7 separate regions of the Homo sapiens genome follow, and regions 1, 3, 4, 5, 6 and 7 are each linked to region 2. Evidence: chromatin loops called from intact Hi-C (ENCODE). Cell type or tissue: OCI-LY7. All regions are shown on one strand.

Region 1 (4,000 bases), 220 kb after region 2:
AGTACAGGCCCTCTGCTGGGCACCCATTGATTCTTCATGACCCTGATTTCAGGCCTTTGCTCAAAACCCACAGGTGGTAGCCACCTCAGACAGGGAGAGAGGTCCAGTCTTTACATCATCCAGAATGCTTCATTGCATCTGGCTCCGTGCTGCTTCTCCATCCTCCTGTCTGAATATTCTTCCCCTTTTTCACCCTGTTCTAGATACATCAGTTACTGTGCTCTTCCCCGAACAAAGCATGATACATCCTCAGGACCTTTGCACAAACACATTTCCCCAAATATATACTTGGCTCAGTCCCTTCAGGTGTATGCTTAAATGTCAGCTGATTAGAAAGGTCGTTCCTGACCACCCATTTATAACAGAATCCTCCCCAGATGCTCACCTTCCTACTGGTCCTACTTTCTTTTTTCTCCCTAATATTTATTCCTGCCTGACCTTTGCTTATTAGTTATATGGCCTGTTGCATCTCCTTTCCCCATAATTGGTGCTCAATATCCATTTGTTGAATTGATGCTCGGTGACTGTTCATTGAAACACTTAGATAAAAAGTGATGTACACAAACGTGGTCTCTTTTGGCTCCTTGTGGCATCTGAAAGTTCTGCCAGTCCTCATTCCCTCCTGCAGAGAAGGCAGGGGTAGAGCTTCTGGGACTACCAGGGTAGGAGCTAAGTACCTGGAAGGAGCAGTAAGGCATTTGAGGTGGGCCTCTGTTAGAGAGTGTTTCTCTCTGGGTCAGTCTTTGGTAAAAGGAGATTAAGGAGAACTGTGTAATCCTTGTGACCCAAGTGTGATCCAGCTCTGCTTATTAAAGTCTACATTGGGGTTTGGAAACAAAAACTGACAGATAGCCAAAAAAAAAAAAAAAAGTTTCTTTGACTGCCGTCACCCTCTGTGCTTAGGGCCTAGGCTAAAGGGTCATCTTGTTGGTTCCCTCTACCTATCACCCCTCTTACAGACCTTCACTAGTGGATGTTCTGGGAACTTTCCTTTCATCATATGACAGCCGTTTAAATTGCTGGGTCCTGGCTGTTTCCTAAGTTTCTATTGTATAGTGCAACACCATCCACCACAGACTATGCATTTAGGTATGTACTCTGCAGTACTGTATGTCCACTCGAAAAATAATTATTAATGTGCTAGATACAGCAGTTAGGCATATTAAACTGAATCTTGCCCTCATTCAGGTTACAATCTCTAATGGTTAATTATATGTGTAAACTTGGCTAGGACACGGTGTCCAGATATTTGGTCAAACATTATTCTAGATGTTTCTCTGTGTGTGTGTGTGTATATATACATCATATATATATCTATAATATATGATGAGATTAACATTTATATCAGTGGACTTCGAGTAAAGCAGATTAGGCTCCAGAATGTGGGTGGGCCTCATCCAATCAGTTGAAAGTCTCAATAGAACAAGACTGACTTCCCTGGAAGAACAACAGTTGTATCAAAAGGCAGTCTTTTGGCAAAAAAACTGCAACCTTTTCTTGGGTCTCCACCTGCTGGCCTACCCTGAAAATTTTGTGTGCCAAGCCTCTACAAGTGTGTGACCCAATTCCTTAAAATAAATCTTTTTCTATTTTCCCCACCTTCCACTTCTCTCTCTCTGTATGTGTGTGTGCATATTTGTATACATAAACATAAGAGAAGGTTTCTCTAATAAAGTGGCCCTGGGGCTGTGACATCAAGGGTAAGGAGGGGTTAGGCAGTAGAGGAGGAGAAGAAAAGAGTATTACAGGTAGAGCAAAGAGTTTGTCAAAAGACCTGTGGCCTTATTTCTTTTCATCTTTATATATATATAATATAATACGTAGCTGGGACTACAGGCATGTACCAACATACCTGGCTAATTTTTTTCTTTCATTTTTTTTTTTTTTTTGGTAGAAATAGGGTCTCACTTTGTTGCCAGGCTGGTCTTGAACTCATGGCTTCAAGCGATCCTCCTGCCTCAACCTCCCAAAGTGCTGGTATTATAGATGTGAGCCACCATGCCCATTTCATCTTTAAAGCACTTGGAGATAGATACTACTATTATCCCTATATAAAATAATTTATATTTTTTTCTTTTTATGAGACTGGGTCTTGCTATGTTGCCCAGGCTGGTCTCAAACTCCTGGGCTCCAGTGATCCACCCACCTCGGCCTCCCAAAGTACTGGGATTACAGGTGTGAGCCACTGAGCCTGGCCTATTATCCCTATATTTAAGATAAAAAAACCAAAGCACATTGAGAAGAAACACCTTTTCCAAAGCCACATACTTGGGACATGGCATAGTTGAAATTGAGGGACTTGTACTTTGAACCAACAAGTTACAGTGCCCATTCATATTGGGAGAATTAGGGAAACATTCATACCCTACTATTTTCTGACTCATCTGCTACTAATGGATTCAGCTTGAAAGGGTGTATTATTTTCATTTCATTCACGTACTCCTCATGTGTACTGCATAGTACTTATGTCAGGCCTCATGCTAAAGGTTGGGAATTCAGAGAAGAACATGGCATGGAATTTAGGAAAGCTTAGCCTAATGAGGAAGACAGACATGTTTGTATTACAATGCAGCTTGTGAACAGTAAGCATCTTTGGAAGAGAAATGGAGAGGCCAACACAGAGAAAGTAGCTTTTGAGCTGCACTTGGAAAGATGTTTTACTATAACCAATTATGACAAATCTTGGTTACAGTTAAAACAAGCAGACATAGAAAGTACTGTCAGGATGGAAGAACCTTATGCCTACAGATCCCTAGAGGCAGAGGCATATCATGCCACTCAAGAGGGGTCACATAGGAAAGCCTTGGGGGTTGGTCAGGAGGCACAGGGAGTGAAGGGAAAATGTGGGCAGGAGCCTCTATTGTGGGTTCCATGGAGAGACCAAGCAAAGACATAGCAAGCTTAGGATGGGCTAGTTTGAGGAATTTTTCAGTGGTGTTGGGTGGAGGGGCTGTCCCCAGTTGTCTGGCACCTGACCCTGGAGTGATTAGGGGAGGGAGACAGTGGTCCAGAAAGTGAGAGCCTGATCATGGAGGTGGTTGGATATGTTCCCTAGATTAGATGGTTTGCATATGAAATAAGGAGGTTTGCAGGTAGGCAGCTGTTTGCTGTGTCTAGGAATTCACCAACCCTGCAAGAGGCAGTTCCTCCAGCGTCAGCAATTCCCCCATGATGTCAAAGCATCAGAATACAGAAAATAAAGATATTGTTAACTCAAATGCAGATAAGTTTATCCAAAAACAATGAGACAAGGCACTGCAGGGAGAACCACACCATGTACAAGACCACCAAGGCATGAGGGAGCGTCATGGTTTTGAAGAATGACAGTGTAGGATGTAGTTGGAGAAGAGCATTCACGAGTTGGGTGGGAGTCAGTATTAGAGTGAAGCACCTTGTAAAGAAAGCTAGATCTTATCTCCAAGCAATGGAGTGACACTAAAGGCTGCAGGAATGGATGTATTGGTTAAGAGACAGTGTTTCTCTCTCTTTGAGGCATCCTATGTAAAGTGACCCAGTTAAAGCCAGCACAGCTTTTCTTAGCATTACTTTAAGAGGAATTCCTTTGAACTGATTATTTGCTCACCATCTGGTGCCCAGGTAAATGCTTTAGATGTTTTCCTTTTAAAAATATTCAATGTATTAATTTCACACATGAGGAGAAATCATATTAAATCTCACTACATAATTAGCCAAACCACAAATACATTTTCAGAAACAAAGATGACTCATGTTGTTTCCTAATTAAACCTTGAAAGGTTTAATTAAAAAGCATAATATGGAGAAAACTAGTTTAGAAAGAATTGGGGCTTAGCTTCCTGAATGTGTGCCTAAAGAGCTTCTCTGTTCCACCCCTATCGAGGGAGGAGGAACAGATGTGTAAATGACATAGCAGTCCTTTACAGGGGATGGGCTGTGTTTCTATCATGCATGACACGCTGTCTCAGAGACAAGGGAGCTGGTTAATGGGAAGGAGAAGCCTTTTAAGGAAACAAAGCATTCT
Region 2 (4,000 bases):
GCAGTATATTAGAGAGGAAAAGAAGTGGAACCTGGAATCAGATGTCATTGCCCTACCATTCACTAGCTCTCATTATTAGCTATGCAGCCTTGGGCAAGATATGGACCCCTCAGAGCTTTCATTTCCTCCTCTTTCAATAAGTCTGCCCAAGTTTACTTAGCTCATAGACTCATATTAAAGCTCCAATGAGATAATGTATGTGAAAGTGCTTTGTGCACTTTCAGATGCTTACATTGTACTCACAATAATAATCATCGATAATAATGATTATTAGAATCTCTTTTCCAAAAACTGTACCCATCCAGGTGGTACAGGACTGGGGTTTCATTTCCTTTTTTTTTTTTTTTTTTTCCAGACGGAGTCTCGCTCTCTTACCCAGGCTGGAGGGCAAGGGCGCCATCTCGGCTCACTGCAACCTCTGCCTCCCATGTTCAAGCGATTCTCCTACCTCAACCTCCTGAGTAGCTGGGATTACAGGCACCCGCCATCATGCCTGGCTAATTTTTTTTTCTTTTTTTTTTTGTACTTTTGTAGAGACGGGGTTTCACCATGTGGGCCAGGCTGGTTTTGAACTTTTGACCTCAGGTGATCTGCCCACCTCGGCCTCCCAAACTGCTGGGATTACAGGCGTGAGCCACTCTTCCCATTGTATTCACTCTCCAGCACTCATCTTGCCACATTTTCCAAAGTCCATAGAGCCCAGAGGATAGGAGTTTGGGCTTTGAAGTTAAATGATCCTGGCTCCAAGATTTGCTCTGTCCCTTCCTACTATGCAACTTGAGCAAGTTGCCTGACCTCTCCAGGCCACAAGTTTCCCACTGTGAGATGAGGGCAGTAATGGGAACTACTGACGAGCATTTTCTGAGAATTAACTAAGAACATGAGAAGTACTTCACATTGTACTTGGCATGCAGTAAGTGCTCAGTATATGGTAGCCATTTATTATTATTGTTGTTGTTATCAATAATTCTGAGTGTTTTAGGTCAAATGCAGATCTTCCCACCTCCCTCAATCAAGATTAGTTAATTTATTTATTTCTGTTTTTGAGATGGGGTCTCGTTCTGCAGCTCAGGCTGGAGTGCAGTGGTGTGATCATGGCTCACTGCAGCCTTTATCTCTTGGGCTCAAGCGATCCTCCTGCCGCAGCCTCCTGAGTAGCTGGGACTACAGTCATGCACCACCATGCCCAGCTAATTTTTTTTTATTTTGTAGAGATGGTGTCTCCCTATGTTGCCCAGGCTGGTCTTGAACTCCTGCGTTCAAGAGATCTGGCCGCCTCGGCCTCCCAAAGCGCTGGATTACAAGCATGAGCTACCGTGCCTGGTCTCATTGAAGATTTATTGATCAGCTAATGTGGGCAAAGCCCAGTGCTAGACATTGCCCTCCAGAGGAGAGTCCAGTGATGAAGGATTAGGAATGAGGTCTTATCTGTGCTTTACTGAGACCCTCAGCTATTGGCACATGAGAACAGAAGCCTAAGGAGGTGACTCTAGGCTCTCACAGGGTTGATGAGATTTTGTTGCTAGGGTGTCTCAAGGTTGATGAGATTTTGTTGCTAGTGGAAGGTTGAGGCCAAGGTTCAGAACCAAGGTGCCTCTTGAACAATGGTGTTCTAGAATCCCTGGTTTCCTTCTATCTACCTAATCTGCGTGAAATGTGACAGTATCTCACCATTTCTTTCTCTTTCTGAACCACATTGGGTGCCAACAGAACTTGCTCTCTGTTCTCTTTCAAAATTACCAACATGGACCCCACCCAATTCTTCCCTTGGAACTAAGGAACGCCTGACTGATGTATGTAATGCTCTGTTGATTTATTCATTTCAGTGTATATATTCATTTAAGTGTATAAAAACATGTAAAGTCCTTTAGAATTTGAAGCAAGCATGCGAATTCAATAAATGTGTGCTTCCACTTTCAAAAGGAGTTTTGAAATTCCGGATTTGTATTAGTGCTGCTGGGAAAGGTCAGAAAATATGAATTCTGAGTAGAGGTCAGCAAAATACGTAGTCCCTTCCTTTGTTATTTACTGTAAAATCTTGCGCAAATGAACTTTTCTCTCTAGATTTCAGCTTCCCTCTTGACAAATTAAAAAAAAAAAAGAAATTGGAGGAGACAATTTCAAATCCCTCCCAACTCTTAAACATTCAGATTGTGATTTTTGGATTCTTTTGCTCTTTTGGATTTTTTAAGACCATATCGCCCATGATCCACAGGGGGCAGCGTAAGCCCGAGGCTACCCATGAAAGAAAAGAAACTGTTCTCTGAAGGCTTGCACTTGTCACTTCTAAAATTCTAGGATTGCGTTGAAGTTGTATCTTTGAGTTGACTTATTTCAGAACTAATTTTGTTTTAAACATAGGACAGATGAGTCCCAGCATCTATGAATTCAATGATGAGTCAACATATGTGATATCTGTTTTAAAATGCACCCACTGAGAAGACAGAGTGCTCTTCTTTTCCGTTGATTTCTGGCTCGAAGCTCACTCATTCGAGAATTTGTGTTTTCAAGTAGGATTATAATATGCTTTTTTTCTTTTCTGTCAGATTCGTTAAGAACATTTTTTTTTGAGTCATTCAGAGTTGGGTTCAAATTTCCTTTGTTTGTGTCACCTTGGGCAATCAATGTAACTTCTTTCAGCCTCAGTTTACCATCTGTAAAATGGGTTTATGAACATTAAATGTGATAATTTGGCCAGGCATGGTAGCTCACACTTGTAATCTCAGCACTTTGGGAGAACGACTTGGGAGGATCACTTGAGCCCAGGAGTTTGAGACCAGCCTGGTCAACATAGCAAAACTCCATCTCTACCAAAACAAAACAAAACAAAACAAACAAACAAACAAAAAAAACCACACACACTAGCTAGGTGTGGTGGCACACACTTGTAGTCCCAGCTATTTGGGAAGCAGAGGTGAGGTGGGAGGATACCGTGAGCCAGAGCCTGGGAGGTTGAGGCTGCAGTGAGCCCTGATTGCACACTGCACTTAAGCCTAGGCGACAGAACAAGACCCTGTCTCTAGGTTTTTAAAAAATTATAATTTATACAAAGTGCTTATAACTGTGCCTGGCACATAGTAAGAGCTCAATAAATGTATTCAAAGAGGAAGTCTCTGCTAATTTTAAAGCAAGTTTCTATGAATAGGATGGGAACGGGGATGATATTAAAAGTGGATTCTTAAAAGATCTTCTTGTCTAAAATTGTAATGCCATTTCAGAACTGCACATAGCACAGTTCTAATTAAGTGACAAAGCAGGTTCTGGTGTACCACGGTAAGCATAGCCATGTTGAAAAGGAAGTCTATTATTACCCTAACTTCTGAAGGCTCTTACAATTAAATTAATTCCTTGATACCATGGGGGTTGTTTTTGCACCAGTAGACCAATAGGGATCTGCAAACTTTTTCCGTAAAGGGCCAGAAAGGGCCGGGCACGGTGGCTCACACCTATAATCCCACCACTTTAGGAGGCCAAGGTGGGTGGATCACAGCTCCTCAAGGTCAGGAGTTTGAGACCAGCCTGGCCAACATGATGAAACCATATTTCTACCAAAAATACAAAAATTAGCTGGGCCTGTAATCCCAGCCACTCAGGAGACTGAGGCAGGAGAATCGCTTGAACCTGGGAGGTGGAGGTTGCAGTGAGCCAAGATCGCACCACTGCACTCCAGTCTGGGAGACAGAGTGAGACTCTGTCTCAAACAAAACAAAACAAAACAAAACAAAACAAAACAAAACAACACTCTCACCCATGAACAGATAAAGAGATTATCACTGTTACAGTTTGGACTATATCCTTTCACTTTTCAGCTTTTTTTGGGGGGGGGTTGGGGGGCGAGATCTCACTCTGTTGCCCAAGCTGTAGTGCAGTGAACCAGTCATAGCTCACTGCAGCCTAGAATGCCTGGCTAATTTGTTACAAAAATTTTTTGTAGAGAGAGCATCTTGATATGTTTCCCAGGCTGGTCTCAAAGTTGTGGCCCCAAACGACCCTTCCACCT
Region 3 (4,000 bases), 990 kb after region 2:
GCCACCCAGTGGAATGTGAATATTTGTAAGAGTCACGCTTGACACCTTCCAACTGCATGTACCCTCAGTTTCCTATCCATGTTTCATCACAATGCTCTGCCCATTTTACCTCGTATATCTCTCCGATCCATCCACCTCCCTTCATGCTCCCACCCTGTCACATCTGAACTGTACTGTCCCACTTGAACTGGTTCCCTCACATCCACCCTTCCAGGTGACTCTCTACAAAGCAGCCACAGTGATATTTTAAAAAGCAAATCACAACAAGTCGCTCCTGCCTTTAAATCCTCAGGGTGAAAACTTCCTCACTGTGGTCTTCAAGGCTCTACCTGAGCTGGTCCCTGGCCGCTTCTCCAGCCCCATCTTATCTCGCCATCCACCTCCTCTTCTGGGCTTCAGGAACACTGGTCTTTCTCGTATTCCTTGAGGGTCCCTGGCACCACCCTCCGGACACACAATCTGCACTTATGCTTGGACACTCCACTTGCTGGCTCAGCAGAAGACTTAAATCATGAGAGAAGTCTTCCCTGAAGCCTCAGGCTAGTTCCGTCCTCTGCAAATGCTTTCACAGCTCCTCAGGCTTTTGCCTTCCAGAACCTACCATCATTTGTAGTTGCATGTTGGTGTGATGTTTTTACTTGGTCTTTGTCTTCCCCATTACACTGTAAATCCTATGAGTGGAAGGGATCATCTCTATTGTTCTTACCACTGTTTTCCCAGTAACTAACACAGAGCCAGGCACAGAGTTGATGTTCAATAAATATTTTTGAATGAATGACTAAAAGTTCTCTCTCCCTTCCCTATTGCCTCTTGTCCTTTGTCTTCTCCCTTCTCTCCTTCCATCCCTTCTACAAATATTTACTGAATGTCTACTCCAAGCCAGTTAGTTCATTTGGCAGTATTAACATGGTTTTACAAACTCTGCTTGAATGTATCCAATAACACAGACCTCATTGGTTCTCAAAATTTTCATTTGTAGACAGTTCTAACTGATATTAATTCTTCTTGAAAACAAGTGGAAATTTATCTGTAAACTTAACTTCTATCTATTTGTTGATGTGGTTTATTTTTGGTACCTAAAATCAGAAACAAATAAAACCACTGGTATCTAGAAAAACTCTCGGTATGTGTTTGTTCACTTGGGCCACCATCTATATGGTGAGATTTACACTCCCTTATTATTATTATTTTTTTTTGCATGGCTCTTACATCTTCAAAGGCATGTATTTGGGAAGACAAAAGATCATGTATTTAAAGATTAGCCTAACTTCAAAAAGATATGCTAAAGGTTAGTTTACAAAGACAAGGAGAAGAAAATATGACCCGAAGTTGGAAACAAATTCAGTGCAATCATAAACTTACCACATTTTTTGTCAGATTATCTGTCTTTGCCACTAGATAATGAGTTTCTTGAGGGTAAGGTTCATATCTTCACAGTGTATGTTCTTATCGCAGCACTTAACACAGTATGTCTTCAATACATATTTGTTGAACAAATAAAACTATTATGACTGTAACAACAGCGCTGATTCTAAGTTAAATAATTAAAATGTTGTGTTCTGTTCTCAACTCTATACTTTTGATGCCATGTGACCCAACGAGGTAATCTATAGCTTAAGGTAAAACAATGTCTATCATAGATTAAGCTTTTAAAAGCTAGAGAACAGTGCAATTTGAGTAGGAAAAAAACACGTGTGTATACAGATAAATGCACAGCACATGCCTAGTCATTGTCTGGAATGGCATCTGCAAACCTTTAACAATCATCGTTCATAAGAATGTGATTTGCCTAAGTAATACATATATACACATTTACTTTTATCCCCCCATACAAAACCCTATAATTTTTCCTTTGTTTGGGTTTTGGTTTGATCTTAATTTACAGTAAGTATATATTACTGTGTGACTAAAGGAAACAACTCACAGAGCTAGTGCACAATTAGAGGAAGGCAATCAGGCTGATAAATGGTCTGCATCCCATGAGAAATGAATAACCACAGAAAGAAATGGAGACATTCAGCCCAGAGACAGCCAAGGCAGAACAAACTATCTTCAAATACTTGCAGGGCTGTGGTCATGCAGAATGGTGCAGGCTGCCCTCTGCAGGACAGAAGGAGGACCACTGAACAGGTGGAAGGTTCAAAGATGCAAATTTCAGCTCTGAGGAAGTTTTTTCTCACCTTTGAGCTATTCGACAATAAAGGGGCTGCTTTACAGTAAAGTGGGTAACTTTGAAGGAGCCAGTTTTGCATTATTAAAAGTAGAGGTGTCTGCAATGGAGAGTCTGTAAATAGAGTTTGAGAGTCAGTAAATCCCTACATTTGAGTTCAAAATTGTGTTGGTGTGTACATGTTTTCAGAGGAGTGGCTCTATAATTTGCTTCCACTTCCTGTAGGGTTGAGCAACCCCCAAAGAGGAACTGGATGACTATTTGTTACTGACATTAAGGGGATTATTACACCTGTGAAACTTTAATCATCTCATCTATACCAACTATGAAAAATCAGAAAAATATAGTTCTGGAGTTTATTGGTTTCCCTTCTATGCAAATTATTTAATTTTTAAAATTAGTTATTACAGTCCATTGATAACAACCATCATGTCTTATATATGCCTATGTCTCTCCTAGATCAAGCACAGTTTCTTGTACGAAGTAGGTGCTTACTAAATTTTAAATAAATACATGAAGAAACAGACTCCCAGGGTAGATTCTTCCCTTTTCACTAATTAATGTAGTAATTAAATTTCACCAATAAAGCAGAATTCCACATATGAATATAGGATGGCATGATAATGATGATGACAACAGTGATTGTAACAAAAATGTTATTGGGGACTATGTGTCAAACACTTTTGTCAAGCATTTTATATGCAATAGCATGTGTAGTTCTCATAGTAATTTATTTAAGGAAAAGGTGGCTTAGATTAATTAAATATATTAATATAGCTAGTAAGTGATTCAAACCAAGACAGATATACTATGGCATCTGAGCTCCTAACCTCTATGGAAAATCTACTTAGGGAATAAGATTACCTGGACTTTGTCCTCAACTCTATCATAGCTGTACAAATAATTTAGGCAAGACACTTTTCTGTCCTTCACTTTTTAAATCTGTTATGTGGAAAACACACTAACAAAAGTCTAGGAGGCATTATGGAATGTTCATGAAGAACATAGACTATGATGACTCATTATGAACACATTGTACTCTACATGGTTGAACATAATTATAACACCTGTTTTAAAATCCTTGCTGCTAATTCTAACATTTGGATTATCTTGGGGTTGCCTTGGTTTATTGCCTTAAGTATCTTCACATTTTCCTATTTGTTCATATGTCTGTGTCTAGGAATTTTGATAGGTATCCTGCATATTGTACATCATAGTTTCTATCTGTGTTCTGTTCCTCTGAAATCTGTTTCTGTCATTGTTATTTGTTTATTTTAGCCAACACTTGACTTTATTGAAACTCCAAATTCTGCCTCCATTGCATTGGGCAGCCACTGAAATCTCTGTTCAATTATTTTAGCCTTCATACTTGCATAGTTTAGGGGTCAACCAGAGATTTGACAAGAGTTTATATGAAGAATTGGGGCTTCCACTACTGTGCTGTCCTTTCTAGAATTCTCTCTCTCCTACTTTTCAACTTCTCAAGTTGCCCCAAATTCTGTTTTCAAATTCCTCATGCCAGAAAGATTGAGGGTTTTAGCCCACGTGATTGATTAGGTAGGTAGGCAGACAATAGATAGATAGATAGATAGATAGATAGATACATACATACATACATACATACATACATACATACATACATGCGTACATACATAGATACATAGATGATAGATAAATGCTATAAAAACAAAACTTATCCACTGCCATACCCCTCTTTCAAGTATTGACTCTCCTCCAATTTGTTTGCTTTTGTCCAGTCTCCATTATCTTCACATAGTTCATGTCTGTTCATGTATATGTGTAATACTATATTACATATATAATATATTA
Region 4 (4,000 bases), 200 kb before region 2:
TGATAAGTTTGTGTCTTAACCACTCAGCCATTACAGCACCTTCAGAAGAATCTTGCTTCCAGTTATGTTCCTATTGCCTGTTCAAAGCACCTTGTCCACATTATCTTCCCTTTTCAAGGAATGTGTACATTTTTTTTTGTCTTTTAAAACTTTTTTTTTTTTTTTGAGATGGAGTCTCACTCTGTCACCAGGCTGGAGTGCAGTGGCGCAATCTTGGCTCACTGCAACCTGCAACTCCCTGGTTCAAGTGATTCTCCTGCCTCAGCCTCCCGAGTAGCTGGGACTACAGGCGTGCACCACCATGCCCAGCTAAGTTTTGTATTTTTAGTAGAGAAGAGGTTTCACCATGTTGACCAGGATGGCCTCGATCTCCTGACCTCGTGATCCACCTGCCTTGGCCTCCCAAAGTGCTGGGATTACAGGCGTGAGCCACCATGCCCGGCCTAAAACTTTTTTTTTCTTTTTAAGTAGAGATGAGGTCTCACTATGTTGCCCAGGTTGGTTTCAAACTCCTGAGCTCAAGTAATCCTCCAGCCTCCCGAAGTGCTGGGATTACAGGTGTGAGCCACCATGCCTAACCTCACATTTGTTAAGGAATTTAGAAGGCAACTTTGCTAGGCACGGTGACTCACACTTGTGATCCCATCACTGAGAAACTGAGGCAGGAGTATCACTTGAGTCCACGAGTTCGAGACCAGCCTGGGCAACATAGGGAGACCCCATCTCTACAAAAATATTTAAAAATTCGCTGGATGTGATGGCACATGACGGGTTCCAGCCATTCCAGAGGCTGAAGTAGAAGGGACACTGGAGTCCAGGAGGTCAAGGCTGCAGTGAGCCACAGTCATGCCACTGCACTCCAGCTTGAGTGACAGAGTGAGACCATGTCTCAAAAACATAAAGAAAGGCAGCTTCAACTCATGCACTGAGCCCTGAGGTTACTGGGAACGGCAGGTGCAAATATCTCATGAGGAGATAGAAAGTTGGCATAATTTGGATGAGAAAGGCTACTATGGCTGCAATATGGTGAGGGAGGAGGTTGGAGCTTCAGAAGCAGGTGGAGGACAGATGTGCATGATTTAGAGAACCAAGGGAAGGAATTGGGTTTTTATCTGAAATCTGATGAGAAATTATGTTTGCAATTGATTTCTCATCAGATTTTACTAAAATACAGAGAATCAGTAGGAAGGGTACTAGCTGTACTCTGATAGATTTCTAAGTACTGCAAATGGTGCTAAGTGCTTTGTAGCTGTTCTCTTATTTAATCCTTAGAACAATCCTGTGAAGAACCTTCTAAATCTGATGGTATTTATGGCTGTAAGTTGCTGGCAATGTTTTAATCTCTTTGTATAAATAAAGTCATTTTAGCCTTACAACTACTGAATGAAATCAGTATTCTTTTTACACTCATATTTCAGATGTGGAAGTGGAGGCTCAGAGAAGTTATGTAATTTACCCAAGGTTAACTGACTAGTGGGTGGCAAAGCCAGGATGGAAACTAGGCATTCTAGTTTTCCAAGCCTGAACACTCAACCTTCATACTTCATTGCCTCTCCATTCCCTCATGTTGTTACTAAGTCACGTAGGTAAGTAAGTAGCGAAACCAAGAGTGGAGCCAATATTTTGACCCTAAAATCCATGCTTGCAAATACTACTTGATACTGGGCTGAACAGATTTATAGATGGAAACTATGAGTTCCCTTTGAACATATTAAGGTGCTTATGTCTTAGCTTAGACTTCTATGAGTATCTTAAGGAGATTCTGTGCTTATAATTCTAATCTTCCTAAAAACTCTTAGTAGGTATTATCCCCATTTTATGAGTAATGAAAATTGAGGATTAGAGTTTAGGTTTGCTCAGGTTGGAATCTAGGTCAGGAATTGGCAAACTCTTTTGTAAAGATTCAATTAGTAAATATTTTAGGCATTGAGGACTGTACAGTTTCCATTGCAGCTACTCAACTGCTGTGGGTCGAAAGCAGCCATAGACAATGCATAAACAAGAGAGCTCGGTTCCAATACAGCTTTCTATATGGACATTGAATTTTGAATTTCAATAATTTTCATATGTGAATTATTCTGATTTTTTCCAACTATTTAGCATGTACAATTATTCTTAGATGTGAGAGTACAAAATCAGACAGCAGGCTGGATTTGGCTGGTGGGCTATGATGTAGGTAATTGGATTCTAAACTTTGGAGTGTTTTCACAAAGCTACTAATAAAAAATCACAGAAATATAAATTACAGAAGCTTCTTCATAGGATTAATCCAAGGATTAAATAGGAGAATGGCTACAAAGCACTTAAGTTTTATTTTATTTTTAATTGACAAATTATTTATTTGTGAGGTACAATGTAATGTTTTAATATATGCATACCGTACTGAGCCTTTTTTCTTTTGCATGCCACTGGCACTTAGAATTAAATTTGTGAGCGGGTTTCAAGTTGCGTTGTGATGAGGCTACCAGTAAGTGGCACTCTTACCTCAGATTTAAGAGCTGTAGCTGGTTGCAGAGTAGACTAAAATGAAGAAACTCAGAGGTACTGCTTACCCTAACTTAACTCTGGGTAGTTAGTGTCAGAATTAAATTGAATCATTAGATACGTACTTTGTCTGTTGAATTAGAGAAATGGTTGGTGTTGGAAAACACCCCAGAATCCTAGGGCTCTACTGTTTAATCAGCTGTATATCTCGGTTTCGTATATTAACTTCCTGCTGGGCGGCGTGGCTCATGCCTGTAATCCCAGCACTTTGGGAGGCCGAGGCAGGCGGATCACCTGGGGTCAGGAGTTCATAGACCAGCCTGACCAACATGGTGAAATCATGTCTCTACTAAAAATACAAAATTAGCCGGGTCCATCCTGGCTAATACGGTGAAACCCCGTCTCTACTAAAAATACAAAAAATTAGCTGGGCGTGATGGCAGGCGCCTGTAGTCCCAGCTACTCGGGAGGCTGAGGCAGGTGAATGGCGTGAACCCGGGAGGCGGAGCTTGCAGTGAGCCGAGATTGTGCCACTGCACTCCAGCCTGGGCGACAGAGCGAGACTCCGTCTAAAAAAAAAAAAAAAAAAAATTAACCGGGCATGGTGGCGCATGCCTGTAATTCCAGCTACTCGGGAGGCTGAGGCAGGAGAATTGCTTGAACCCGTGAGGCAGAGGTTGCAGCGAGCTGAGATTGCACCATTGTACTCCAGCCTGGACAACAGGAGAAAAACTACGTCTCAAAAAAGAAAAAACTTCCATAAAACTCAATTTCCTTAACAATGGTAAACATAATACACATCTCCGCATAGCGTAGGTACCATCTAACGCTGAGAATGAAAGAGAAGACCCATCCTAATTCTTTTAGTTTTTTTTTATTATACTTATTATATTAAGTTCTGGGGTATATGTGCAGAACGTGCAGGTTTGTTGCATAGGTAACACGTGCCGTGGAGACCCATCCTAATTCTTTCTGAAACTCATTTGCCTCGAAGCGACATACTCAGGGCCCGCTAAACATCTGTGCAGAAGCATCTGATCTGAAAGGGCAGCAGGAGTGCCCTGGAGGCTTAAGTGGTGCTTGATTCTGGGGCTCTGAGTCACTGCTACTTGCAGGGGAGACTGATAACGAAAAAAAAAAAAAAAAAAAGAGGAAGGCACAAATAATAGCAGAAATGAAAGGGGGGACATTATTATAGTAAAAAAGTAAAATATGGATTTTTTAATAAGTTAGAAAATTTAGACAAAATGGACACATTCTTAGAAAATTACCAATACAGATTGAGGAATAGGAAACCAGGATAATTCTCTAACAATTAAAATAAATGGATCAATAGTCAAAATCTTCTCACAAAGAAAACTTAAAAGTTCAAATAGCTATACTGGTGAATCTTAAAGTCAGCTGATTAGCAAAAGCAAATAAGCAAACAAAAACACAAAACCAAACAAACAAAAAATAGCTTTGCTGGCAAGTCTGCCAAACATTGCCAGAAAAAAATACAAAAATAAATGAATAA
Region 5 (4,000 bases), 260 kb after region 2:
GTTTGTGTGTCTCACAAATGGCTATCAAAGAGCAGCCTAGTCATTTGCAGGGGTAGGCAATCAGAAGAAGCCTAACGCCTTCTGCTCTCCATTTTAATCCCACTCATCAGGCACATTTGCTATTAATACATACATCTGCATTCAAAGGCTGAATGGCATTTTCATCATTTCCCAAAGAGCATTCTATGAGGGCCAGAGGGAGAACCATACACTAATAGACAGATGCATTATGTTAGGAAGGTGTCAACACTTTAATCAGTACACAGTCAATATTCTCCATCATGAATAACTTATTAGCTTCTAAACTCTGTTCCTCACATGTCATGGCAAAAATCTATCTGAAGAATGTCATCTGCACTTAAGGAAGGGACAAGCATTGTAATTAAGTTTTAAGCTATTTCTTCAGCATGAAGCTGCCACGAAGTGTGAAGTGACTATAATTCACATTTTTAAGACCCTGAATTTATTAGCATCTATTTTCTATTCAAGGTTAGGGATATGGTGCTTGGATTGTCAAGGGATTCAAATTCCTCTGTGCTTTGTTATTCTGGAGTGAGTGTGTTTGAGCCCAGATGCCAGGCAAGGAAAATTATCATTAACGAGTCAGGTTATATTTGTGAAAAAAGCTCAAAGAACTGGAAACTCATCTTCCGTTGTGAATAGGAAGCGGCAATGAAAGGTATAACTGGGTAAAAGAGGACTTGGCCTTCCTCTGTGAATTACGACAACCATGCTTGAGAAGATGAATAGGAACCGTAGGCCAGGGGCTTCAAATTAAGCACAGTTCTGCTGAAGCGTGACTATTGCACAGCCCATGAACAAAAAAGGAATGTGAAGTTTTAAAACTGCTTTCAGTAAATGAAAGAGGAATGGATTATTCTCTTTCGGAAATGATATATTATGAATAGAAAAAAGAAAGGCATGAGATAAATATGTGCTTAGGCATAACTACAGACCCCAGGAAAGCTTTGACAGCCCTCCTTCATAAACAATGTGTTGCAGACAGTTACTTATCTTTATGCTGGCTGAACACACACTTTTGAGGGGAATGGATTTGTAATGATTCATCTAACTTGAAACCCCTTGCAGACAATGGCAAAGGTGGAAGACATTTCAGTCAATGAATCCAAAAATGAAGACGTGTAGGGCACTGCGTATGTGTGTAATAGGGGAAGTACAGTGAGCCTAGGGTGTACCAAGAAAGATGTCCTTAGGTTAGGAAAAGACATTAAAGCTGAGACTTGAAAAATAAATAGAATTATCTAGAAAAATGTAGAGACGAGTGCTTCAAGAAAAGAGAACGGCAACATAAAGGCTCTAAGGCACTCTACAGCAAACAAGAGAAGGGCAGGATATCTAAAGCCTACGGACAGGGGACAGAGGACTTCTGATTAAACGCTGAACTGAACACCTTTGTCTACCTCTGCTCTTTCCTGAAACACTCATACAATGGCTATAAATGGACCCTAAAATGACCCAAACCCATAAGGATGAAGGGACGAAGGGAGAGAGAAGAAGTAAGAACAGAAGAAACATGTCAACAATGCTTTGGAAGTTGAAAAGCAAGCAACAAATAGTAATTTCCTTGGCAGATGACGGGAAGCTAAAAGCTAAGAGCCTGTGGGTTTGGTGAAGACAGAGCTGTGGGTTGATTCAAGCTGTAAATTCATGGCCAGGCCCAGGAATCAGAGCTACCAGGCACCTCTGTGGCTGGGAGCATCTGGTGGGGCTGCACTCAGGAAGATTTGTTTAGGTCTCTGTGAGAAACCATAAGACCCCTAGAGACTGTTTCTTCACTATGTACATCCTGGCAACCAGACCACCCTTACTGTTTAAGACTTGAGGTTAACTCTGGAATCTGTGATACCAGGACAGCTGAGGGTAACAGTGCTGGACTAAAAATGGAATTATATGAAAACTTACATATTTAAGAGTGAAACCTCCAACACTCCAATATGAACAATATTGACAACCAGATGTATCCCAAGCAAGGGATTAGGATTTCTCTCTGGGGAAAATGACCAGCCCAAGAGAAAATACCTACAGATTCTGACATTTGGGGTCTGATATACTTTGGATATTTATCCTTTTCAAATTTATATTAAAATGTGGCTCCCAGTGATGGAGGCAGGGCCTAGAGGAGGTGTTTGGGTCATGGGGGCAGGTCCCTAATAAATAAACTCTACTGTGCCTTCACAGTGGAGTTCTCACTCTATTATTTCACATGGGAGCTGGTTGTTTTAAAGAGCCCGGTGTCTCTTTCTTATTCCCTTTCTCTTGCCATGTGACATGCTGGCTCCTCTTGTCTTCTGCCACAGGTAAAAGCTTCCTGAGGCTTCACAAGAAGCCTAGCAGATGCCAGTGCCATGCTTCTTACACAGCATGTGGAACTGTGAGCCAAATGACCCTCTTTTCTTTATAAATTACTCAATCTCAGGTATTCCTTTATGACAATGCAAAATGCACTGACACAAAGCATCCACCTAAAAATCCCAGCTCATGCTTCTACCTAGAAGCCTGCCACCCAATAAGTCCCATCTATGTACACAAAACTTTCCAGCAGACTCTTACTGCTTCATTCTTAAAAATGAATAGGGCCAGGCACAGTGGCTCATGCCTGTAATCCCAGCACTTTGGGAGGCCGAGGTGGGTGGATCACCTGAGGTCCAGAGTTCGAGACCAGCCTGACCAACATGGTGAAACCCCTTCTCTCCTAAAAAATACAAAAATTAGCCAGGTGTAGTGGTGTGAGCTTGTAATCACAGCTACTCAGGAGGCTGAGGCGGGAGAATCACTTGAACCCAGGAGGCAGAGGTTGCAGTGAGCCAAAATTGAGCCACTGCACTCCAGCCTGGGTGACAGAGCGAGACTCTGTCTCAAAAAAAAAAAAAAAAAAGAATCAATAGATATCCATGAATCACCAACCATTTGATAAAGCTCCAATTGGAAAGCCAGAGACCTGAATTTTTCTTTCTTTCTTTCTTTTTTTTTTAATGTGGAAAACAGAAGAAACTTGAGAGAAACTATTATTAATAGACTCAAAAAGAAAAAAGAAGACAGTATCTCTATGAAATTAATACAGGATGCTATAAAAGGAAACCACCATAGTGTAAAGAACATTGGAAATTAAAATATGACAGCAGGAATTACATGCTTAGTGGAAGGAATGGAAAATAGGGAAAGGGCAGAGGAAGAAATACAACTAAGAAAAGGTGAAAGGAGGGGGAAAGGGTAATGGGAGATGACTCGACCAATGGCTAAGATTGTATATGAATGCTATTGCTTTGAAATTTTACCTTCAAGTTAGTGACAGCCACTGAAGGACAGCAAACAAGGAAGGACATCTAGCCCAACATGGCACATAGCCCATGGCCAGGAAATTAGACAGGCTTATCTAGTTTTCCCTGAGATCTGATCGTCTTACTCTCATTCATATTATAGTCTAATAAACCATGGAAAGTTCTGGATTGAGGAAAAAATAAGAACCCCTTTGGCTGATATTTTTAAAAAATGTACTTTCTGGTTCTCAACTTATTTCAGGTAAAAACTGTTGTAAGCTTGTTCCTCTAAACTCCCATTACTCTTTGTTTTGAAAAGGTTATAAGTGGAATAAAACAAGGCTGGCTTCAAGCCAGGATCATGAAAGGGGTAATTAAGCAAGATTTTCTGTCTATACACCCAGCAGGGGCATCCCACTGAGGGGAAAAAAAGGAAGAGTCGAAAGCAATTGCGTATTGGTGAAGAATAACAGAATATACCCCACACACTTTCCATAATAAATGACAGTGGCTGACATTTTAATCAAGTTAAAAACAATAATAAAATCACATTACTCTATTTGAGGAAGAAAATGGCCACAACTTAGGAATTTCGGGAAATAAACACGCTTGCCCATTCTGCTCTAAAAAGCTGAGAGATTATCATTTATTTTTAAAATGTCATGTCCGTCCTGACCACATGGATAAAAGCACAATTTTATACCCTCTCATTATGATTTTTA
Region 6 (4,000 bases), 99 kb after region 2:
CTCTCCCCGCCTTCCTTCAGATTCCTCTGTTATTAACATCTTACATTTGTATGGTACATTTCTTACAATTGGTGAGCCAATACTGGTACATTCTTATTAACTAAAGTCCATAGTTTGTTTGTTTGTTTGTTTGTTTATTTATTTATTTATTTATTTTTGAGACAGGATTTCACTCTGTCACCCGGGCTGGAGTGCAGTGGCCTGATCTCGGCTCACTGCAACCTCTGCTTCCTAGCTCAAGCTATTCTCCAGCCTTAGCCTCTCAAGTAGTTGGGACCACAGGTGCAAGCCACCACGCCCAGCTAATTTTTGTGTTTTTTGTAGAGATGGGGTTTTACCATGTTGCCCAAGCTGGTCTCGAACTCCTGAGCTCAAAGTGATCCGCCTGCCTCGGCCTCCCAAAGTGCTGGAATTACAGGTGTGAGCCACCATGCTGGGCCTTAAATCCACGGTTTATATTAGGGTTCACTCTCTGTGTTTGACAGCTCCGTGTATTTTGACACATGCACGTGCTTATGCATTCATGGCTTTCTTGGCTATGGTATTATACAAAATAATTTTACCACTCTAAAACCCACCCTGTGATTTACCTATTACTCCTCCTCACCTCTCATCCTGCACCTCTGACACTTGCTCTTTTTTTTTTTTTTTTTTTTTTTTTTGCCCTTCAACAAATTATGGTAAAACCAGCCAGGAACAGTGGCTCATGCCTGTAATCCCTGCACTTTGAGAGGCCAAGGTGAGTGGATCACTTGAGGTCAGGAGTTTGAGACCAGACTGGCCGAAATGGTGAAACCCCATCTCTACTAAAAAAAAAAAACAAAAAACAAAACAAAACAAAACAAAAACTAAAACAAAAAATTAGCTGGGCATAGCAGTGTGTGCCTGTAGTTCCAGCTACCCAGGAGGCTGAGTTGGGAGGATCTCTCGAACCAGGAGGTGGAGGTGGCAGTTAGCAGATATCACAACACTGCACTTCAGCCTGGGTGACAGAGCAAGACTGTCTCAAAAAGCAAACAAACAAATTATGGTAAAGTATACATGACATAAAACTTGCCATTTTTACCATTTTTAAGTGTAGAATTTAGTGATAGTACATTCAACCACTGATCTTTCTACCCTCTATATTTTTGCCTTTTTCAGATTGTCGTATAGAATCCTACAGTGTGTTGCCAGTCAGGCTGGCTTCTTTCACTAATCAATGTGCATTTGAGGGGAACTATAGTTTTAATAACTTGATCTGAAATAGTAGCGCTGCTGAAGGATTTTAGTCATTAGAACTTCAGTCATGGGCGTAGGTCAATGAGATTTGCTGTTTGGAATGAGACTTGGCATTGAAAGGGTATTCTTAAGAAACTTGGAAAATTAGATTTCAGTAGCAGTCAGCTAGTGGAATGATTCCAAGCAGAAATAGAAAGAGAAGCTAACAAATATTTGTGTGTAAGGGCTCGTGGTTGCTAGTGATTCTGTTCTTTTAAATAGTACACCATTATTTGTTAAGATTTTTAAACTATCTTTTGTATTTAAAAATATATTTATGTCTATTTGCAAGAAGGATTCAAAGTGGCTTTGCTTTTTCTAATGAAATTGAAAAATAGAACTTCAGTTGGTTGCGGTGGCTCATGCCTATAATCCCAGCACTTTGGGAGGCCGAGGGGGGCGGATCATCTGAGGTCAGGAGTTCAAGACCAGCCTGGCCAACATGGTGAAACCCCGTCTCTACTAAAAGTACAAAAATTAGCTGGGCATGGTGGTGAGCTCCCAGCTACTTGGGAGGCTGAGGCAGGAGCATCGCTTGAACCTAGGAGGCAGAGGTTGCAGTAAGCCAAGATCACACCACTGCACTCCAGCCTGGGTGACAAGAATGAGACTCTGTCTCAAAATAAAATAAAAATAAAAAATAGAACTTCACTTTCTCTAATGAAAGAAAAATAGAATAAAATGATATAGTCATTAGTATCAAAATTATTTAAAATGTAAGACCTTATATAAATGGAAAGAAGCGATATCGAGTTTTTACCATTTTGTGGAAGAGTAATTAAATATTGGTGGAAGACAATTTTTGTTAGCTTAGGTAAGATTACATATTAAGAAAGAGATTGCTGATACACTTAAAATAAAACCAGAAATGAAAAGCTCTTTCATTTTTCCAATATTTCGATGTTCTATGCTTTGTAATAGGTATAGAGGGTGAATGGCAGGATGGAGGAGGCAGGAGAAGGAGGAAGAACTGGAGGAAACATTGGATGTGACTTCAAGTTGTAGATATCCACCTAGTGGCCATAATGAAGCAGGTACTCAGATTGTAAACAAACAGGAAGGAGTTACAGTAGCCACACCTACTATGTGCCAGGCACTGTGGCAGGTGCTAGAGACACAGTGATGGACGGAACACAGCCCCTGCTCTGCCAGAGCTGACGATCCAGAGGGGAGTTACATAATAAACAAGAAAATTTAAAAAATACATGTATATATAAACTCAGGGTCAGGTAAATGCTACAAAGACAAAGCATAATGAAGGTTAGATAGTGTGTTTGGGTCATCTATCTTAGGTAAGGTGGTCTGGGAAGGCCTATCTGGGGTGATGACATTGAAGCAGAAAAGTTAGGGAATGAGTTATGTATAGATTTGGGAGGAGATCATTCCAGGCAGAGGGAATGCCAAGTGCAAATGCCTTAAGTCTGGAATTAGACTGGCGCTGTCAAGGAACAGAGGATGGCTAACATGGCTGAGTGAGAGTGAACAGGTGGAAAGGAGCAAAAATGGAGTTGAAGAGGGAGAATGGACCACATTGTGAGGTGCTGGGCAGGTGGTTCACGGAAAGGAATTTGGATTTTATTCCAAGGACGTTGGGAAGCCATCTGGAGGGTCTGAGCAGGAAATGACATGATCTGACTTAACATTTTAAAAAAGATTATTCTGGCACCTGTGTTAGAAATGGACCAGAGGGAGAGGGGTAAGAATGGAATACGTAGGCCAGATCAGGGCCATTTTGGGTATCCATATGAGAGCTAAAAGTGGTGTGCAGTAGATAATATGAGTAGTCATGTCTGGAAGTGGTTTTTGGGGAGATGCAGTATGAAAATAGGTCTGAAAAGACTTGCTGATGGATTGGATACTGGTGATAGATGGCATACAAATAGCGCTCTTTGAATTTCAGAAGAAGGAGCATTTTACTTCTTGCTGGAGCAAGGTAAAGTGTTTCTGGGAGAGGTGGAGCTGAAGAGTAGCTAAGCAAAGGTGGTCGGGGGAGGGCATGCAAAGTAGGGAGCTGCCGTGAGCGATGACACAGAGCAGGGTGGTGAACATTCTGTTTAGAGAAAGCAAAGTTGGAGTCGAGTTCTTATGAGAAAAAAGGGTGAGAGAAATCTGCAAAGGGAGGTGGGGGCAAGACTGGGAAGGGTCTTAGACGCCTTGCTAGGCATTTCTGTGAGTAGGCAACAGGGAGCTGTATCTATTAGGAGTGTATTTAGCAGCAAGTAATGGAAAATTTGCTAAGTACCTTAAGCAAAGAAGACTTCATTTTTCTTTCATAATAAAAAACCTGGGGGAAGTCGGCTTGGACTGTGAGGCTGCTAGTGCCACAGGGACCCCGAGGCTATTTTTCTACTTTGTCATCATGAATACTATGTTGCTTTCATCCTCTTGCTAATTACCTCTTGGTCTCTAGATGGTTCTTATGTGATTTGGGCATGATCTGTACTCTGGACAGGAAGAAAGGACAAAGGAGGCAAAAGAGCAAAGTCTGTGCCAGACCTCCCTTTTTAAAATTGTGGTTAATAGGACAGGTGTGGTGGCTCACGCCTGTAATCTCAGCACTTTGGGAGACTGAGGTAGGCAGATCACTTGAGGTCAGGAGTTCGACACCAGCCTGGCCACGTGGTGAAACCCTGTCTCTACTAAATATACAAAAATTAGCTGGACGTGGTGGCACATGCCTGTAATCCTGGCTACTCGGGAGGCTGAGGCAGGAGAATTGCTTGAACTTGGGAGGTAGAGG
Region 7 (4,000 bases), 92 kb before region 2:
TACGCCCATGAGTGCAGAAGACTGAACAGACATCAGCACATCAGACGTCTTTTAGACCCCAAGACAATTTTTCTGTTTCAGTTTCATCTGGCATTCCAACATGTCAGTGATACTGGGTAGAGTAACTCTCTCACTCCAAACTGTGTATAGTCAACCTCATCATTAATGTAGTCCTAATTTTTTATGCTAAAACTGGCTCAATCCTTCTGATCATTGCAGTTTTCTCTCAAATATGAACACTTTATAATTGTATGTTCTTTTTAGACCCCATAAATCCTGTATACATCAAAGAGAATAGTCCCTGGAAACATAGCAAATGAACTTCTATCTTGGCCATCACAGCTGTCCAGAAGAGGGGAATCTGTCTTAAAAACCAGCAAATCCAACGTGAGACTTCATTTGGAAGCATTGTATGATTATCTCTTGTTTCTATGTTATACTTCCAAATGTTGCATTTCCTATGTTTTCCAAAGGTTTCAAATCGTGGGTTTTTATTTCCTCCGTGGGGAAACAAAGTGAGTCTAACTCACAGGTTTAGCTGTTTTCTCATAACTCTGGAAATGTGATGCATTAAGTACTGGATCTCTGAATTGGGGTAGCTGTTTTACCAGTTAAAGAGCCTACAATAGTATGGAACACATAGACACCAGGGGAAGAAAATCATTTGCCAGGTGATTTAACATATTTATGCAATTTTTTTTTTTTTTTTTGAGATGGAGCTTTGCTCTTGTTGCCCAGGCTGGAGTGCGATGGTGAAATCTCGGCTCACTGTAACCTCCACCTTCCGGGTTCAAGCAATTCTCCCGCCTCAGCCTCACGAGTAGCTGGGATTACAGGTGTCCGCCACTATGCTCAGCTAATTTTTTGTATTTTTTTAGTAGAGACAGGGTTTCATCATGTTGGCCAGAATGATCTCGAACTCCTGACCTCAGAGGATCCAGCCTCCTTGGCCTTCCAAAGTGCTGGGATTACAGGCATGAGCCACCGTGCCTGGTCCATTTATGCAATTTTTATTACACGTGTGTCATGGTGCTAAGCATTTAAACAACCATCAGGCTTTCTGAACAAATTTTTAGAACCAAGAAGATCAGCAATAAAAGAAAAAAAAAAGGCGGGAGTAGGGAAAAGTCTGCCTTTTCTGCCTTATAAGTTACATTGCAGATATAAGTGTTTGAAACTCACTAGTTTTGACCCAAATTCTAAATCGCCTCCAAACCACTTTCATGTTTAAAATTGTTTAGGAGGCTAGCGCCGTGGCTCATGCCTGTAATCCCAGCACTTTGTGAAGCCAAGGTGGGCAGGTAGCTTGAGCCCAGAAGTTTGAGACCAGCCTGGGCAACATGGCAATACCCCATCTCTATTAAGAAAAAAATTTAAGGAAAAAAAAAAAAGATAAAATTGTTTTGGAAAGGCAAAGTGTCTTTCTCATATCTAATCAATTCCTGTATTTTTTTTTTTTTTTTTTTTACAATTCAATTAGGCTTATTGTAAGGATATCTTTAGTCAGTATAAAAATATATAAAAAACAATTATACTAAACCAGTATAATTGTTTAGAAGTATATATTTGCCGGCCGGGCATGGTGGCTCATGCCTGTAATCCCAGGGCTTTGGAAGGCTGAGGTGAGTGGATCACTAGAGGTCGGGAGTTTGAGACCAGCCTGACCAACATGGAGAAACACTGTTCTCTACTAAGTATAGATTTGCAAGGGCTAGATTTGTCAGAAAAGAAACATTTCTACATGAACAGTTAAGGCTGGGTATTAATTTCAATTTCAGTTTGAGTAAACTCTGAAATAATTCATGGTTGAGGTTCAGAGCTACCCATACCATAGTTGTCTGGGGCAACAGGATGCTTGCTTTCAGAGGAAACTTTTTGTTTTTGTTTTTGTTTTTTTGAGATGGAGTTTTGCTCTTGTCACCCAGGCTGAAATGCAATGGCACAATCTTGGCTCACTGCAACCTCCACCTCCCAGGTTCAAGTGATTCTCCTGCCTCAGCCTCCTGAGTAGCTGGGATTACAGATGCCCGCCACAACGCCCAGCTTATTTTTAGTAGAGACAGGGTTTCACCATATTGGCCAGGCTGGCCTCCAACTCCTGACCTCAGGTGAGCCACCCGCTTTGGCCTCCCCAAAGTGTTGGGATTACAGGCATAAGCCACCGCGCCCAGCCAGAGGCAACATTTTTTAACGCAGTTATCATTCTAGGAAATTTATAGGTCCTTTGAAGGAAAATTCTGTGGGCAAATAAGATTGTGATACATGGTATTTCAGTTTTCCCAAATGTGGCCAGCCCGATCTGGTCAAAAATTTTATTTTTTAAAAGCTATAGTGTCTTTTTTTCTTAAATTTGAGGCAACATGCACAAAATTGGAGATTTGAAATTAAAGCCAAGATTTGTAGTTTCTCTGGAAAGACCTGGCAAGATTGGACTGGATTGCTATGTGACCAGGGTCCCACTAGATGGGGCTGCATCCTCTAATCCCCAAATCCTTATGTTCCCTGCATGCTCACCTTTGTTACCTGCCTGACACCTGTGGGGCTTTTAACTTTATGGCAACTGCCCTATTCTCTGGATCCTTCCTGAGGATTTATGATGCGTAATACTCCAGGAATCTGGTTAGCTTTGCTTAACACATTTCCAAAACTTGTTTGAATGCATGAGTACAGTCACTAGTAGCATTCTGTGCAGTACAATGTATGGGGGCTTAGGAGTTTAGGGTAGTATACAGGATTAGGGATAGGACTTGAGTCTAATCCTAACTCTTAGCAGTTACACTGGATGACATTAGAGCAAATGGTTCTTTACGTCTACATTTTCTTCATCTGTAGATGTAATAATTTCCATATCAACTATGATGTACAGTGCTAATTCCAATGAAATGTTACATGTGAGAAGTCTTTGAAATGTAAAAAACACTACAGATACTGAAGCAGTTTGGAGAATTAAAAAACACTACGAAAACACAGCTTGGTAAATAATTTTTTTTTTCTTTTGAGACAGAGTCTGGCTCTGTCATCCAGGCTAGAGTGTAGTGGCAGAATCTTGGCTCACTGCAACCTCTGCCTCTCGGGCTCAAGCAATTCTCCTGCCTCAGCCACCTGAGTAGCTGGGATAGCCACCATGTCCACTTAATTTTTGTATTTTTAGTAGAGACAGGGTTCCACCATATTGGCCAGGGTGGTCTTGAACTCCTGATGTCAAGTGATCTGCCTGCTCAGCCTCCCAAAGTATTGGAATTGCAGGTGTGAGCCACCGTGCCTGGCCAGGGCTTAGCAAATAATTTCAATGGTGTTACACCTATAAGTCTCTTGCTGTATGGTATCTTTTAAAATAACATTTCTTTTTTGAAACAGTTGATATTGGGTAATTTGGCCATCATCATATACTGTAGAAAAAAATTGTCAAGTGAAAGGGAGAATAGGTAAGAAGGAAGAAAGGGGAGGAATTTAGTGAATATGAATTATTTTCCTTTAGATATATTAGTCTTGTAGATCGCAATGAATTTTTTAAATTACTATTTAAGATATTGTTGAGATTCCATTACCTCCAATCAGTCTTGGGACATTAGAACAGTGGTATAATTAAGACTGTATGTTTAAATTGAGAAATTTTGCACAACTTTAACAAGTAGCAGAACTAATTGTTCACTGATGGCTTTAAAGATGAAATAATTCTGTGAATACATGAAACTGTGAGGGACTCTTCGTGGTTGTCTAGGTTTATTTATATGCATACTCATTAATAAAAGTTTTTTTTTGTTTGTCTCTTGAAAACAAAACAGCTTTGTTTTAACAAAACAGCAATGGAACAAATTTGAAAACCGACTCGATATTTTCTCTGGCTCATCATTTAGTTTGGGTCAGCCATCTTCAACTTGCTGTGAGCTCTAGTCAAAGTGGATCAAATTTGTGGCAAGTCACACAGGTGTCAGGTGCTCTTCAGGAAACAACCCTGAACTCCAGGTTCTAAGGAGCTTAGTAGGGAAGAAATACAAAA

Evidence for each region. A loop is a pair of places that touch in the nucleus more often than their neighbours do. Peaks named below come from ENCODE experiments on the same cell type or tissue, not always from the same donor. Only the 100,000 strongest peaks of a DNase experiment are listed, where the experiment ranks them.
Region 1: it touches region 2 in a loop (11-fold over the local background); 3 of 110 quality-filtered maps call a loop at or near these places.
Region 3: a loop joins it to region 2, with 7 times the contacts of the local background. A loop is called at or near these places in 16 of 110 quality-filtered maps.
Region 4: it touches region 2 in a loop (9-fold over the local background); 11 of 110 quality-filtered maps call a loop at or near these places.
Region 5: it touches region 2 in a loop (6-fold over the local background); 5 of 110 quality-filtered maps call a loop at or near these places.
Region 6: it touches region 2 in a loop (6-fold over the local background); 7 of 110 quality-filtered maps call a loop at or near these places.
Region 7: it touches region 2 in a loop (10-fold over the local background); 5 of 110 quality-filtered maps call a loop at or near these places.

What each region holds. Positions count from the first base shown.
Region 1 is chr5:156,716,695-156,720,694 of GRCh38, reverse strand. All of the region lies in intron 7 of SGCD (sarcoglycan delta), which reads right to left. The region is part of intron 4 of LOC105377673 (a long non-coding RNA gene); the gene reads left to right. Among named protein-coding and RNA genes, the nearest start is that of PPP1R2B, 130 kb to the left of the region's middle. In OCI-LY7, CTCF peaks have their summits at 32 and 1,521 (motif pointing left); a DNase peak (open chromatin) is centred at 1,494.
Region 2 is chr5:156,933,284-156,937,283 of GRCh38, reverse strand. The region is part of intron 5 of TIMD4 (T cell immunoglobulin and mucin domain containing 4); the gene reads left to right. Among named protein-coding and RNA genes, the nearest start is that of TIMD4, 28 kb to the left of the region's middle. In OCI-LY7, CTCF peaks have their summits at 273, 472, 2,009 and 2,215; DNase peaks (open chromatin) are centred at 113, 2,233, 3,327 and 3,892; H3K4me3 peaks cover 1,107 bases; H3K27ac peaks cover 4,000 bases.
Region 3 is chr5:155,942,108-155,946,107 of GRCh38, reverse strand. It overlaps a transcript of SGCD not described here. Among named protein-coding and RNA genes, the nearest start is that of SGCD, 380 kb to the left of the region's middle. In OCI-LY7, CTCF peaks have their summits at 1,901 and 2,104 (motif pointing left); a DNase peak (open chromatin) is centred at 2,097.
Region 4 is chr5:157,130,670-157,134,669 of GRCh38, reverse strand. No RefSeq gene overlaps it. Among named protein-coding and RNA genes, the nearest start is that of MED7, 10 kb to the left of the region's middle. In OCI-LY7, CTCF peaks have their summits at 2,266 and 2,472; DNase peaks (open chromatin) are centred at 2,469 and 3,519; H3K27ac peaks cover 726 bases.
Region 5 is chr5:156,670,169-156,674,168 of GRCh38, reverse strand. All of the region lies in intron 7 of SGCD (sarcoglycan delta), which reads right to left. Among named protein-coding and RNA genes, the nearest start is that of PPP1R2B, 180 kb to the left of the region's middle. In OCI-LY7, no CTCF peak of the experiment used is centred here; no DNase peak of the experiment used is centred here.
Region 6 is chr5:156,834,407-156,838,406 of GRCh38, reverse strand. No RefSeq gene overlaps it. Among named protein-coding and RNA genes, the nearest start is that of PPP1R2B, 14 kb to the left of the region's middle. In OCI-LY7, a CTCF peak has its summit at 2,265 (motif pointing left); DNase peaks (open chromatin) are centred at 2,316, 3,266 and 3,556; H3K4me3 peaks cover 1,486 bases; H3K27ac peaks cover 1,942 bases.
Region 7 is chr5:157,025,708-157,029,707 of GRCh38, reverse strand. It overlaps HAVCR1 (hepatitis A virus cellular receptor 1), which reads left to right. Exons shown (of 9, transcript NM_001173393.3): 9 at 1-295. Among named protein-coding and RNA genes, the nearest start is that of HAVCR1, 31 kb to the left of the region's middle. In OCI-LY7, CTCF peaks have their summits at 2,454 (motif pointing right) and 3,929; a DNase peak (open chromatin) is centred at 2,467; H3K4me3 peaks cover 432 bases; H3K27ac peaks cover 351 bases.